Linked DNA regions of Mus musculus: region 2 is linked to region 1. The links are chromatin loops, found by intact Hi-C in ENCODE. Cell type or tissue: left cerebral cortex. All regions are shown on one strand. Links, peaks and the distances in the headings refer to the core of each region. The heading gives the core; the rest is flanking DNA. Region 1 overlaps 4933428C19Rik (RIKEN cDNA 4933428C19 gene). Region 2 has its middle 12 kb from the start of 4930509K18Rik.

Evidence for each region. A loop is a pair of places that touch in the nucleus more often than their neighbours do. Peaks named below come from ENCODE experiments on the same cell type or tissue, not always from the same donor. Only the 100,000 strongest peaks of a DNase experiment are listed, where the experiment ranks them.
Region 2: a loop joins it to region 1, with 3 times the contacts of the local background. A loop is called at or near these places in 3 of 42 quality-filtered maps.

The regions. Positions count from the first base shown.
Region 1 is chr4:40,507,071-40,514,628 of GRCm38, reverse strand. The region is part of intron 3 of 4933428C19Rik (RIKEN cDNA 4933428C19 gene); the gene reads left to right. Among named protein-coding and RNA genes, the nearest start is that of 4933428C19Rik, 15 kb to the left of the region's middle. In left cerebral cortex, for the core only: a CTCF peak has its summit at 4,631; DNase peaks (open chromatin) are centred at 4,932 and 5,700; H3K27ac peaks cover 646 bases.
Region 2 is chr4:40,297,363-40,304,920 of GRCm38, reverse strand. No RefSeq gene overlaps it. Among named protein-coding and RNA genes, the nearest start is that of 4930509K18Rik, 12 kb to the left of the region's middle. In left cerebral cortex, for the core only: a CTCF peak has its summit at 3,632 (motif pointing left); DNase peaks (open chromatin) are centred at 2,872, 3,349 and 3,625; H3K4me3 peaks cover 264 bases.

The sequences.
Region 1 (7,558 bases), core at 3,400-5,899:
CGCCTTTCCATCCCTTGTAGATTTCTCTATTGGGTCACCGGACCAAGCCCCATTCAACCAAAATAGGCTGCCTATCACAGTCCCACAGGTAACCAGAACTATACAGTATTGGTACGTAAACGGGCACACAGGCCAATGGAACAGAGAAGAGAGGCAAGACGTAAACCCATGGAGTTTTGACAAGGCGCTAAGAATGCATGTTGGAGAGAGGACAGTCTTCAAAGTGCCTCGAGGGAAAAGTAGACATAGTACATGCAGAAGAACAAAATCAGGCTTCTATCTCTTCTTGCCAGTTACAAAACTCGATTTAAAATACATAAACTACTTACATGTAAGACCCAGACAGTGAAACTTCCAGAAGGCAAGGAGGTGAGTGCATCAGTCAGGACCTCACAACAGCTAAGTATTATTTTAGACAAAGACATGAAAGCAGAAACAAAACCAAACGTAGATACTGGGAGCAGCACAGGAGTCCCACAAGGAGAGCACCTACGGAACCACAGGAGATACTTAGAAACTGTTTACTTGACAAGAGAGTAACATCTAGAATATTTAAGCAATGCAACTCAACAGCGGAAACCCAAATACAATAACTCATAAAAATAAAAAAATGAGCTACTGACACTTGCATAGCTAGCACTTTGCCCATTGAGCAATCTCCTCACCCCTGAAAATGAACACTCTTAAGACAAAAAGTGAACAGAGCTGAGCTGAGTGAGTACCGTGTGGTTTAGATCTGCACTCTGGATCTGCTCTGTTACATTGTAGCTGTGTGACAGTCAGCAGAGTTACCTGATCTCAGAGCATCCTATTTCCCTGTCTGTGGACTGAAGCTAGCATTATTTCCAAAGTGGGAAAAGTGGGTGATGGACTTACTTGGTCATTTCTCCATGTAGACTTCCATGTAGTTGAGGGGCGGAACACTCACTCAGCATGCACTGGGCTTAGTTTAATCCTCAGCACCACAAACAAATGAACCCATGCAAATGACTAACAGTGTGGGAAAGATTACTTTGAAAGAGAATCAAGTGCTCTTAAGGCCACAGGGAATCATGTGATGTTACCATAGAGATTTGATTCATCTTCTTATAGGGAAACCAACTAGATGCATTACTTAGAGCAAGCCAAATAATTCTGAATTTACATATGTAATACTTGAAAAGACACCAAGCATTGAATCCAGAAAGAAGTTATATAAGCCTTAGCTAGTCGAGCTGTAATTATATTCATTTATTCTAGGCTAGCTATTCAGAGGAGTGATCTTCCTACACTGGAACTTTTAAGTGGGAATACACATCTTAAAACAAAATGGAGCATGTATTCAAAAAGAATTTTGTGGAAATGTTAGAAACAGCATTGCTCATAACAGACCGGACCCAACCCAGCCATTGCCCATCAGCTTCTGAATAACTAACCAAAGGGTGATCTATCCGTAATAGGGAATATTACTTAGCAATAAAAAAGAGTAGGCTATCCTAATGTACCCTATATGGATGGATTTTTAAAAACTATATTAAGGAAAAATTCTAAGCACTGCATATTACATAGTGTCATTTGTATGGCATTCTAGAAAAGGTCAACAGATATCAGAGAGCAAATGTTTGGTTGCCTGGGATCTGGGTGGAGGGGTGTATTGTTTACAAAGGAAGATAATTGGATATTTATTATGCTCAAACTAGTGAATGCTTTCACTGAGTGGTTACAAGATGACATGACTAGACACATTACCCAAATTTGTTAAGCTGTACAGTCAAAATGAGTAAATCTTATTATTTGTAACTTTTATCTAAATAAAACTGAAAGTTTCTTCTAGTTGTGCCAAAAGGAATAGGCATTGATCACTCCCCTCCTCATGCCTGTATTTTTGCCCCTGTATTTCCAGTGTCTTTTGTTCCCTATACTGGCTCTCATCATGGTTCCTTAGACTTACTTTTAGAGTAAAGGATTATCTCAAAAATCAGTTAAGTTATATATTCATAGGTCAGATTTTTGTTTGTTTTTGAGACAAGGTCTCTCTGTTATATAGACCTAGCCATTCTGGAACTCACTATGTAGACCAATCTGGCCTCAAACGCATGGAAATCTGCCTTCTTCTGTCTCCCAAGTGATAGGATTAAAGGAGTGCATTGCCATGCCTGATCAAAGGTCAGATTTTGATAGATAATATCATTAAAAATTCCCCCTTTGGAATACTCAATCATTGAAGCACAAACTTGTACAACTTTGGAAATCAATGTGAGGGTTTCTCAGAAAATTGGGAATAGATCTACCTTAAAACCCAGCTATACAACCCCTGGGCATATATCCAAAAGAAGATCAACCGTACCACAAGGACACTGCTCAACTATGTTCATAGCAACTTTATTTGTAATAGCCAGAAACTGGAAATAGCCTAGATGTCCTTCAACAGAAGAATGGATAAAGATAATTTACATAATGGAGTATTAGTCCAGTATTTTAAAAAAGGACATCATGAAATTTGCAGGCAAATAGGTAGAACTAGGAAATATTATCCTGAGTGAGGTAACCTAGAAAGACAGGCATGGTATGTACTCACTTATAAGTGGATATTAGTCATAAACTACAGGATGACCATGCTATAAACCACAGACACAAAGTTGCTAAGTAACAGGGAGAGTCCAAGGGGGCACACTTGAATCTCACTGAGAAGGAGATATATTAGATATGAGGGGCAGATGGAAGGAGGAGAGAGGGGTGGGGGTGAGGATGGGAAAAGGCCAGATGAGGTGGGGGAGGAGAGAGGAAGAAAATACTGGGAGAGGCAACTAGAATAGAGGCGAGGGTCATATCTGGGATGAGCTAAAAATTGAGGACTCCCAGAAATCTATGAGGGTGACCCTACCTAAGACTCCTAGCAATGGGGGATATGAAGCCTGAGCCAGCCATCTCCTGTAACCAGGCTAGTCTTCCAGTGGAGGGATAAGGAAACCAACCTAGCCACAAATCCTTAGACCCACAATTTTTCCTGCCTACAGCATATTCAGGGGTGGGGAATGGAACAGTATTTGAGGAAAGGGCCAACCAATGACTGGCCCAGCTTGAGACTTGTATCATGAGATGGAGCCCACTCTTGACATTATTGATGATATTCTGCCACACTTGTAGACAGGACTCTAGCGTAAATGTCATCAGAGTGGAGTTACCCAGCAACTGTTGGAAGCTGATGCCGAAACCTACAGCCAAAGATAGAGTGGGATTGGGGGAATCCTGTGGAAGAGGGAGTAGAAAGGATTGAGGGTGCCAGGGGCGTCAAGGACACCACAAGAAAACCTACAGAGTCAGCTAACCTGGGCCAATGGGGGCTCTTGGAGGCTGAACTGCCAACCCCTGTATGAATGGGACGGACTAGGCCCTCTACACAGTTGGGCAGCTAGGTCTTCATGCGGAACTCCTAAAGTGGAAGCAGGAGCTCTCTCTGACTACATTGCCTGCTTAAGACACACCTAGTCTTGCAGTGGCCTGATATGCCTGGGTCTGGTTGATGTCCATGGGACGCCTCCCTTTTGGGGAAGATGGGGAGGAGGTGTGGATGTGGGAAGATGAGGTGAGAGGGAAGCTGCTGATCAGGATGTAATGTGAATAAATATCTTAGTCAATTAAAAAAAATTGCCCTTCCAGTCTGGAGAGAAGGCTCAATGGTTACGAGCACTCTCCTGGATGACTCAAGTGTGATTCCTAGCCCTTGCATGGAAGATGATGATTTCCTGTAACTCCAGCTTCACAGGAACTGGTGCAGTTCTCTGCGCACACACGCACACACACGCACACACACACACACACACACGCACACGCACACGCACACGCACACACACATTCCTCTCTTGCTTATCTGTCTGCCCAGAGGAGCTGCCTTTGTGTCTTAGCCTCTCCCTCCCTGTCCAGTCCCTCAGCCCTGCCCCCCCCATCCAGTCTCGTTCCACTCCCCCCACCCCTTCAGCTCAGCTCGCAGCAGTGTGTTAACAACCTTGTTGGATAGAGAAAGAAAGTGGAGTTGAGAGAGGTTGAGTAACCAGGTTTCTCCATTAGCAAGGAGGCTTTTAAGGATAACCTGGTAGCAAGGAACAGAGTTAAGGTTCATATACAGGCCATGACTGCATGCTAGCATCTGTTTGTAAGGGAGGGAAGAGTGTCACCAGGTCCTCAAGGAGCATCCAGAAGGCCCAGATTTGGCATCGCATTTGAAAAACCAAAAGGAAAATCTGCAACTGTCTTAGGCAGGAATTTCGATCATCCCTCCCCCCTCCCAAGTCTCAATACCGAAATATCTTAACCTAATCTTATGTAGGAAATGCTTTGAGGCCTTGATGTTTCTTTTGTGGTTTAGTCAATAAAAATTAATTCTGTTGCAAAAAATAAAAGTCCTCCCTTCAGGGGAGGATTTTTCAGTCTCCATTAAAACTTTATCCAATTCATTTCCCCTGTCAGTGGAAAGAATGGGGGATCGATAGCGAAGACACACTTTCTGACGCAGCAGCAGCACCTTCTCCTTCGAGTAGCGCCCTCCAGGGACGCCGGCAGGCAGGTGTTTGAAGGGCTGAAGCATCAACAAAACAAATTAATCTCCTGCGTCCCCTTGGTCATAACTGACTGTGGTTTAAATCTATCTTGAGCCCTGCAAATAGCAGGTCAGATGATGGTTTGAATCTAGTTTGCAAAGAAAAAAAGAAGGATTACATAGGAAGCTGGGGCGGCGGGTGCCCCAGGCTGCCCAGGATCTCTTTGTAAGTTTCTCTTGTATCATCCTGAACATCCGCCCTCTTCACGCAGCAGCCCGGGCCTGACTGCTGAAGCGTGTGCGGCAGAGCAATGTCCAACTCTGGCAAACTCATGTCAGAATTTCTATAGTGAATTGAGCATCCATTCTAATGTGCTTTTGTTACGAGTAGGCGTGCGGGATGAGCAGACAGCTGGAATATTTCCTAAGTGCAAAGTTAAATCTGTGCTGTCATAGAGTGCCAGCTGCGACACCCTGCTGAGATGAAGGCCCTGCCAGTCTGTGTGCTTCCTGAGCAGGGCAGAGTCACAGTGCCCGTGCCCAGGGACGTAGCTCTCTGCCAGGCACATCGTCGACGCTCAGTTATAAATATGCTGGAACAGACGACAATCCATTTTTCCACCACCTAACTAAAGGCACAAGAGGCTGCCTATGAGCCTTGAGGGTCAAGGGAGAGACTGTGGGAGGCAAACCAAGCCGGAGGAGCACAGGCATCCTTCTGATGCAAAGACAGCCGTGTGGATCATCTGATGGTTATCAGGCAATGTTCAAGAGGATTCGGAAGCCTACATGCTCAGGAGGAGATTTTCTGAAATTTATAACACTATTTAGGCAGTGTTTTGGGGGAGGGTCCAATAGCTGAACTGCATTGATAGGCTACCCTTCCCCCTTTCGAACATTTAAGCATCTTAAGACATATTTTAATTTAAAAAAAATCATAAACTTGGTTTCATGAGATAACTTTTTTAAAAACCTAGAATTTACTGTATTTTCCAAAATAGTGGAACACTGACTTTCCCTGGAGCCTGATTATGTTAACGCACAGCAGGTCTGTCCCCAGTTGTGCGACTTAGAGAAATTCCAGTCCTATTTCCTGGGACAGTGAGCTCTGAGGTGCCCTGAGGCTGGTCGGCTTAGTTTTCCCTTGGCAAGGCAGCTGGAAACGTGGGTTCCAGTTTGCCCCATATTACATATTTCCCACCCCCTCAGCCTCCTCTCCCCTCCCAACTCCTGCCAGTCAGCCTTTGAAGAGCTTGAGTTTTTCTAAGTGTAACTCCACGTTCCCATCCACTTCCTGTGCGTTCTACCAGTATCTCATACCAAGAACAGCATCTACATCTAAACTCCCCATATCGTACTTAGGTACCCAGTGTCGTCCAACACTAACTGTAGTGGGGTCAGCATCAGGGACTTCTGACAACTTTCCCACCCTCCTCCAGGTGCTGATCATAGTCCCTGACTTTGCTGGTCCATTCTGTCTTTTTTAAACAGTTTTCACTCTTGAACAATCTCTGTTTTTTGTTTAAAAGCCCACTTGGCTCCTTACTGATGCTCACAGGTAAGCACTGGTCAAATGAGACTGGCATCTTCGGCGTGGGCCCACCTGGCCTGTGTGCCAGCACTAACTTCTTAGTCTCTGCCCACTGGCATGTCAGGCTTTGGCTGCTTCATGTTTGTTCCATCCAGATCTCACTTTACTCATGAGCTGCTTATCCCTGAACCCCAGGATAAGTGAGGTGTCCCTCTGGGAACTCCCTGGTCATGTCATCCTTCCCCATGGGTGCCACTTCACCTTGTAATGGTTGGACACAGGACTTAGGAAAGAAAGATCGGGCCTTGTTTAGTTTTTAGCATCCTCCTTGCATTGTAGACACATGGCTCACAGTAGAGTAGATTCACACAGGTCACACGCATACTAACCAAATATATTGGATGAATCTCCAAGGACTCTTGGGAGGAACTATGGACCTGCCATTCAACACTTAGCTCACACAACTTCCAAGAGCCAGTTAGGCACTCAGAAGCACCACATTGACAACTTAAAATTGGTATTGGCTGCTGATCAGGGCTCCCCACCCCTGCTTCCCACATGTTGCTGGGCAATCAGTTTGGAGAGTGCTCAACTATGTGCTGAACCCTGTGCTTACTACTTTATATATCCAATCTGATTTAACCCTCAGAGCAAGCAGGAGGAATGAGTAGAACGGCCACCAAGCAACACAGGACACAGCCAGGCAACGGATACTGCAGTTCCTATGTCTCATCCTCACGTTTTTTAAACAGTCCCCCAAGTTTTCAGCTGTCTCTCACTGTCTCCAGCCGAACAAAATCAAAACAAATAAAAACCACACACACCCTCCCCCCCCGCCCCCACCCCCCAAAAAGAAAAGCTATCGGTGATAATTTAGCGAAAGGCCAACCAGTCTTGAAAGGCTTTGGGTCCAGCTTCAAGGAATAACCAGGTTGTTTGTAAGAATTGAGTGTGTCAGCAGGAGTGACATTTTAAATTGAGGCAGTGATTTGATGATATAATGACAGAAATTGTTCTTCAATAGAACCTCCTTACTTGCTGGGGTAATGGGGGTCAATAATTGTATTCAGAGAAGGTGCCAGAACACCATCAAGCAAATGACTAGAGACCCTCTTCCCAGTATCCCTTAACACTACAGCTAACATTTGGTGATTTTAGGGGAACTTTAAGAATCCAGGATCTAAGTAATGGTCTGCCAAAGAAGAACAAAAGCTTTCTCTTCCACCTTCTCAGTTGCAGTGGCTGAGGACCCTGCTAATTGAACTGGCAAAAGACAGATTAATGAGAACAGGGTGTTTTGAGATGCATATGGGCCTCACAGAAATGGAATGAAACCCCAGGCAGCTACTTGGTCTTTGAGACTTACTAGTCATTTTAACGAGGGGGGAACAATTTTATGGGTATATGACAAGGCAGAGGAAAAGGTTTCCTGGCGTCCAAGGGCAGTGGCTGGTGGGAAGCTGAATACATGGGGGAAGGTACTGGAGGAGAAGGACTGTTTCAGCCATGTT
Region 2 (7,558 bases), core at 2,085-4,584, 210 kb after region 1:
AAATCGCAGCTCTTTGGACCACAGAGGGAATCTCTGACAGCCTTTCGGGGGCACCTTGTTTGTGAGACTTGATGATTTTGCCAAGATTCTCTCAACTACATAACTAATGATACTTATTGTTGGATGTGTGTCTCTTACAAGCTGGCCCTCTGTGAGCCCGAATTCCTCTCTTAACATGGCTCTGCTCTGCACACTCAGGCCATCTTGCCACATCTTACCGCACTTAGATCCCCGTTACTGTGTTGAAACAGGCTATATGTCTGTCCCAGGCTCATGATTGATTCATTTTGCCTCCAAGTTCTTATCTTTCTAGGCTGACCTCTGACTGTTGCTATCAATGATACAGTGCACGGACTGCTTGTAGAAACATCGACTTTCTAGTGAGCAAACCATCTAGTGTCTCCGTGTTGGCTTGTGCACAGCACTAACATACTGTGCATCCCTGTCCTCGCTGAGTGGTTCATGATTCCCAGAATAATGCCTGGTAGTTCAGGCTGTTTCCCCATGAGCACCCAAGACATCCCACTCACCGGATAGTAAGGACAGTTGACTAGGCTGGGCTTACTTAGGGCTCAAATGATATATACAAACTATGCTCTTAGCGCCTCCCCACTGACACTTAGATCAGAAGTTCTCCACTACAGGTTGTGACCCCTTTAGGCGACAACCAATCCTTTCATAGGATATCAGGTATCCTGCATATCAGATATTTACGTTATGGTTCATAACAGTAGCAAAATTACAATTATGATGTAGCAACAAGGCAATGGAGGACAACTGCTAACTGGCGTGTTCAGCCTACTTTCTTACACAAGTCAGCACCTCCCACAGTTAGCTGAGCCCTCCCACATCAATCAAACAAACAGAAAGAGTTCCCAGATGGAGTTAGTTGCCTACAAGGAATCTAATAAAGGGATTTCCTCAACCGAGATTCCTCTTTTCACATAACTCTAGCTTGCATCAAGTTAACAAAACAGTAACATACCGGCCAGGACCCCACCTCTCTAGCTTGGTGAAGCAGTGAGTTTAGTTGGATTGCTTACAGGAACCTGTCTGACTGGGGCAGTTACATCACCAGGAAGCTCAACCTCGGCATAGGGTCTGCTCGAGAAGGTTGCATTACTCCGGGTCATGCCCAATTTGCAGGCAGCTCCTCCAATGATGCTCCTCTGCTTCAGCAACAGCTTCTGCCCCTGGGACCCCCAGCCTCCTGATTTGTAACTTCCTCCTGAGGTCCTTTAACTTTCATGTGAGTTCCACAGGTCTCCGTCCTTAGGTCCAGGAGGGGATGTTTCCATCAGGAGGAACTAGCCACACAATAGGAACTAGCCACACGATAGGAACTAGCCACACAATAGGAACTAGCCACACAATAGGCATCATTACCACCTCTTACATGTTTACACCAGGGCTATTGACAACGCTTTCTTGACACAACAATAATAATATAATATTTATGATATTGTTAATAATATTTGGATTAATTTGTTTCAACGGAAGCAAAACAACAATCTGTATACTTCCAGAATTTCCGGAACAATAGTAGACTCTTAGATCTGGATGAGACTTGAAGGTCAGTCATTCATTCCTCATTGAACAATTCATGAACAATGAATTGAACGAATAACATCCATTGTTGTTTTATATTTGACTCTACCAGTATTTTTAGCTCACAGATTTGTGTCTTTAGGTTTTGAATATTTTATCAATAATTCCATCATCTATCACTTTGCTTTATGGCTATTGATTGGTTTCTTAGGTACAGGTGCCATTTTCTTCCTCTTTCACATGCCTGGCACAGGCTTGGTACTGATGTCTTGGAATTTCTCTGGTTACAGAAGTTTCCCCTCCTATTCACTCAGGTCATTTTTCAGTTGATAACTTGAGCTCCATGTAACCTTTCCTGTCTGAGAGGGACTCAAGCTGTCATCATCTCCTCAAACCTCAGTCACAGTCTCTTAAACTCGATGACTCGGTTTTGCTTGGCTCAGAAGTCTAGAAACTCCCTCCAGTGCCAAATCAAGGTAGCTGGGGCCCCATTTCCTGTCTCTCATTTCTATCCTGTATCATGAACCCACGTTGCCTAGTATCTGGTGTCTTTAAGCCATTGTTCCATGTATTTTGCTCTGTTTCTAGTTCTTTAAAAAGGAAAGCTAAATCTAGTCCTTCCTCATGGCCGGTGGTGGGATAACTTACCCATCAGCGGAGCCAACCCTAATTTCTTGACTCTGAACCCCTTACTCTAACTCCTGACGCAGGCAAGAACACAAGAAGATTATGCAACTGTTTTTTGGACTTAAGTGTCCCTGGATAGGAAACACGTGGCTCCCATGGTTTTGTAAAAAACAAGAATAGAAGGTGTTCTCTGTAAACTATCCAAGGTCATTTACACGGCTTTGGTACTAACCAGAATGCAGTGTTCCGATTTCTCAGTTAACAGTTGTTGAAATTTTGGAACTGCTAAGTGACGTTGAATGTAGAGTTCCATTTAAGTATATGAAGGATCCTGGGGGGGGGGGGGGGTGGATGGTAGGCGTAGGTGCTCTTGTGTGAACCTCCATCATTGCCCGGAGCAAACCAACGTTACTGTCAATTTCCCTGTGGGATAGTGGGAGCAGAAACGGCAGGAGCTGCATCCCTGGTCTCCCTGGAGCAAGCCAAGGATTGGAGTAAGAACATAAGATGGGCCCATTCTCCAGTTTGTCAATTTTCTGCCTGCGTTACCAGATGAAAGCCCTCGTACATCTGCAGGCAAATGCTTTGTGTATGTGCTGTCCGGAGAACGAGTGCGGACTAGGCTTAGCTAGCCAGCAGAGGATGCGGTCTCTGACATCTGAGTGTTAGGATTGCCTTCAGGCACTACGGTTGCTGGGCTTTGTCTTTGGGTTCTAAAGACACAAACTCTGGCAAATGAGTCATCACTGAGCCATCTCCCCAGTTCAAATCCCCCTGTTCCTGATATGAGCCAACACCTGGGACCCAGGACACCTATATGAATGGCTGCATAGACGGAGGGACGACTCGTCCCTGTTCTGTCTCATCAGCAGCTGTGGGTTTTCCTTATGATAGCAAATGAGGCAACACTTATTAAATTCTGGGTTTGATGCTTTTATAATAATTACATTTTAGTTACAGGGAGAATTAATTGGGCGATTTGGACTTATTTGGAGTTGACAGAATCCATATAACTTAGCAGATTACCTTAGGAATTTCAAAATATGTTATCTCAAAATAGAGCTTAGAAAAAAACGGAGTAGAATCTGTGTTGGCTTTAAAATCCACTTTGAGCAAGGGAAATTTCCAGCTTGGGCTGCCTTCTGAGTCCCTGCTGCTGACTCTGCACTTTGGGCGACAGGCTGTCATTTCGGGACAGGTTTTTTTTTTCATTTTAAATGGTTTGTTTAATGATTTCTTCTTTTAAGAAAACTTTAGGCTGAATTATTTTACTAAAACATTTTCCATGTCATGCTAAAATATTACATTTACCACATCAATGGTGTTTTAGGAAAACCAGCTACAATTGGTAACGAAGCGCCCTAAATTCTCAAAAAGGCAGGAAGTGGGGTTGCCTTTCGTCAGAAAGCTTTACCGCTCCCTGGAATTTGGGACGCTTTTAAACAGCGCCACCTAGTGGAGTTCTCTAACTATAACCGCACCGCAGCGCCCTATCCGTGATTCTTTGAATACCAAGTTTAGCTGGGTGTGACAGCACGTGTAATCCCAGGCCTCCCGAGGCTGAGGCAGGAGGAGAGACTGCACAGCCAGACTCTGTGTTTCAAAACAAATAAATAAAAGGATTGGGGGTTTTGGGGATGTAGCTTAGGGGAACAGCAAGTGTTTAGCCCGTCCAAGGTCTTGGTTTAGATTCCTCGGGGGATGGTAGCAAATTAATTGTTCCAGATGTCATTCAGCCTACTGATAAATGCATCCCAGTTTCAATTCCTGCACTGATTAATTTGAACGCAGATATATACTCAACCAGCTTCTCAAAAGTTCAGTTATTTACTGATTTCATGTCCCATGGATAACTGTTTTTTTTTTCCCGCTGACGTCTTTCACACTGCCCCTCGCCCCCCCCCGCCCCCCCGCCGTGAAGTCTTCCCGGAGAATTAAGACATTATGTATAAGGTAAGGTTCAGTTTTCACAGAATGGGAAGTGACGCAAGGTACATATGCTTGTTAGAGAGGCAACTGAGCTCACACAACACCACACATTATTAGCATCACAGGGAGTGTCAAAATGTGTATACGGGGTCAGGGGACGGGGGCGGGGATGGGGTGGGGTGGGGGAACAGCCAGTGGATGTAGAGAATTTCTTCTCCAAATTCATTTTATATTCCCACTGGGAAAAAGCTAAATTCCATTTGCCAGATTCTCCTGCAGCTTATGCAGGGATCTGGGGTTGAATTTGGATAACGTGGAACCTGGCTTCTAAAATATCCTCCATATTTTCCTCACCTTCCCCAAATCCCTGTCTGATAACTGTCATTATCCAGTCAGACAGACCTTAGGAGCTTTAACTGTCCACACACAGCCTACTACCCTCCTATTCTAGCCCTATGACCTTCAAGGGACTGTGATGTGGACACAGAACCCACTTTCTTGCCATAAGCTAGAGGTTTGGCGTTTACTTGTTAACTGCACTGATGAATGAATATGGAAGAGAGGAAAATGGAAGCTAAAGGAGAGGCGTATCTGAGAGAACAGACCTTTCCTTCAGAAAGATGCCTGGGTTTTCTGACGCATTTGTGCAGGTCTCAGAGTAAGCACGCAGTTGATAAACATCAAAAACATCAGCAACACAGCTGAAAAGCATAACCACAAAACGCACTCTGGCAGTGTGAGTTTGGGAGCCGGATAATCAGGCTGTGATGGAGATGATGAATCTTGTGTAGAAACGCTTCCTGCAGCTTTAGTCATGAGGAGTTCCGGTGAGGCGCCTGCGCTGTAGGGTATTTAGGAAGGGGCCTGTCAGCTTTCACAGCGCCGTCGCGCCTTCTTTCAAGACACTGTGACACCTCATGCTGTCAATCCTGCTTCCACACTAATTAAAGTTCTTAATAACCTCCATTCCAAGATGGTCCGGAATATATGATGTGTGTTTATTTCCATTATAGGCAGGGTACACAACATGTGACATTAGTAAAGAGTTCTCAACTGAGCTATTTGTGGGGCCCCACTCAGCACACATTCAACACCCAAGGAAGCCCTTGGATGAACAGAGGAAGAAGAAACTCGTGGGCTACAGAGGCCAGAGTCTGCAGAGGAAGAATTGGCATAAAGTTGTTTTTTGAAGAAAGAAAGGCAAGCAAGCCTGGTCACAGGAGGAGGGGGAATGAGCCATTGGCTTCATGGCGGGAGGGGAGGGAAGAATTGAAAAGTTTAGCCAAGATGGAGGCAGGATAACAAGAGCTCTGAAAACCATCACTGAGAATTGAATTTAAAGCTGAGTTAGAGCTCCAGATCAGTTAAGTAGGCAGACACGCTGGATCTAGCCAAACCCTGAGCTGATAGCTGCTATCTTCAGTTCTGCCCCAAAGCACACTCAAGATGGGAGGAGATATGACCGCACACCCTGCTCCTAAATAGAAACAATCGGAGATTAGGGGAAGTGCCTCTCTGTACCGTGTCCTTGTGTGTCCTTTCTTCTTGTCAGACTGTTGATAAAAGAACCTTATTAGTGTGGTCAGTGTGGTTCTCACCCTTCCTAATGCTGTGACCCTTTAATACAGTTCCTCAGGTTGGGGCAACCCCAACCATAAAATTATTTTTGCTGCTACTTTATAACTGTAATTTTGCTACTGTTATGAATAGTAATGTAAATGTTTTTGGAGACAGAGGTTTGCCAAGAGGTCACGATCCACAGGTTGGGAAGCACTGCTCTAGATCTTTCTCTGTCTTTACTTGCTTTATATTGCCATTTCACTGTGAATCCCTCTCCTGTGTAGCTAACCTCGACTCCTTGTGCAGCCCCAGTATGGGGTATATAGCTCTGGTACTCCTGCTCATCGCAAGTACTTACAAGGCTCCCACTCAAAATCTACATTCTTGAGGGGGGTGGACTGTGAGTCATTTAAGTCGGTATCGGAAGAATAAGGACAATGTCTCCTCCCTGGAAAGTAATAAAATAATGTGTGTGGAGGTGGGGGGGGGGGAGTCGATAAGTAGACCTGCTGGATCTAGGTCTTATCCTACGTACTTGGGACTGAGTCAGGAGGATCACAGGTTCAGGGTTACTCTAGCTATTTTAGAGTGACTTTGGGGCCAGCCTGAAGAGCTTAGTGAAAGATTGTCTCAAAATGAAAAGTAAAAAGAGGGAGGGAGATAAAATCCAGTGATAGAACATTTGCCAGGACTCTAGGCTCTCTCTCTCTCTCTCTCTCTCTCTCTCTCTCTCTCTCTCTGTCTCTTGTCTGTGTGTGTGTATGTGTGTGTCCCAGAAGCAAGTCCCAGATCCAGGCGTGGTGGCACACACCTTTAATCAGGGCCACACTTTCTGCTGGAGACCTACATAAAAACATTGGAAGAAGGAAGACATTGGAAAAAGGAAGATTCTCTCTTCTTCGCCTGCTTGCCTTGTGGGACTGAGCAACTGCTAGATCCTTGGACTTCCACTCATAGCTGCTGACCATTGTTGGGGAGTTGGACTACAGACTGTAAGTCATCAACAAATTCCCTTACTATATAGAGACTACCCATAAGTTCTGTGACTCTAGAAAACCCTGACTAATACACTCTGTCTCTCTCTGTCTCTCTGTCTCTCTCTGTGTGAAAGAGACACACACACACACACAGAGAGAGAGAGAGAGAGAGAGAGAGAGAGAGAGAGAGAATGGTAATCTTAGCACTTGGGAGACTGAGGTGAGAGAACCCGAGTCCTGGGCCAGCCTGGATTCTATGACAAAAACCCTCTTGAAAACAGAACAACAAACCCAAATGGAAGCCCCACCCATGCACCCAGCCATGTGCATTTACCTGTCTATCACATCTGAAACTCCATGTAAAATGACTATTGAATGAGAAGATGACTGAACTGACAGCACAGGAGAGAAGAAAACTCGGAGAAAACTCAGTGAACACGATTCTAGTTAACCAGTTGCAAGGACAATGCTGACAGTCATTTGTGGTAAGAATCAAGCTGACATAGAGAAGCATGGTGGGATGTACTTGGATCATGGTTAGGACATACTGTTTAAGATTTAAAAAATAGGGCTGGAGAGATGGCTCAGATGACTCAGGTCCTGAGTTCAAATCCCAGCAACCACATGGTGGCTCACAACTATCTGTAATGGGATCTGACGCCCTCTACTGGTGCATCTGAAGACAGCTACAGTGTATATAATAATAAATAAATCTTAACAAAAATTTTTTTAAAAATAAAAAAATCAGAGGGGCTTGAGAGATGGCTCAGTTGCTAACAGCACTGACTGCTCTTCCAGAGGTCCTAAGTTCAATTCCCAGCAACCATAAAGTGGCTCATAACCATCTGTAATGGGATCTGATGCTCTCTTCTAGTGGGTCTGAAGACAGTGACAGTGTACTCACATACATACAATAC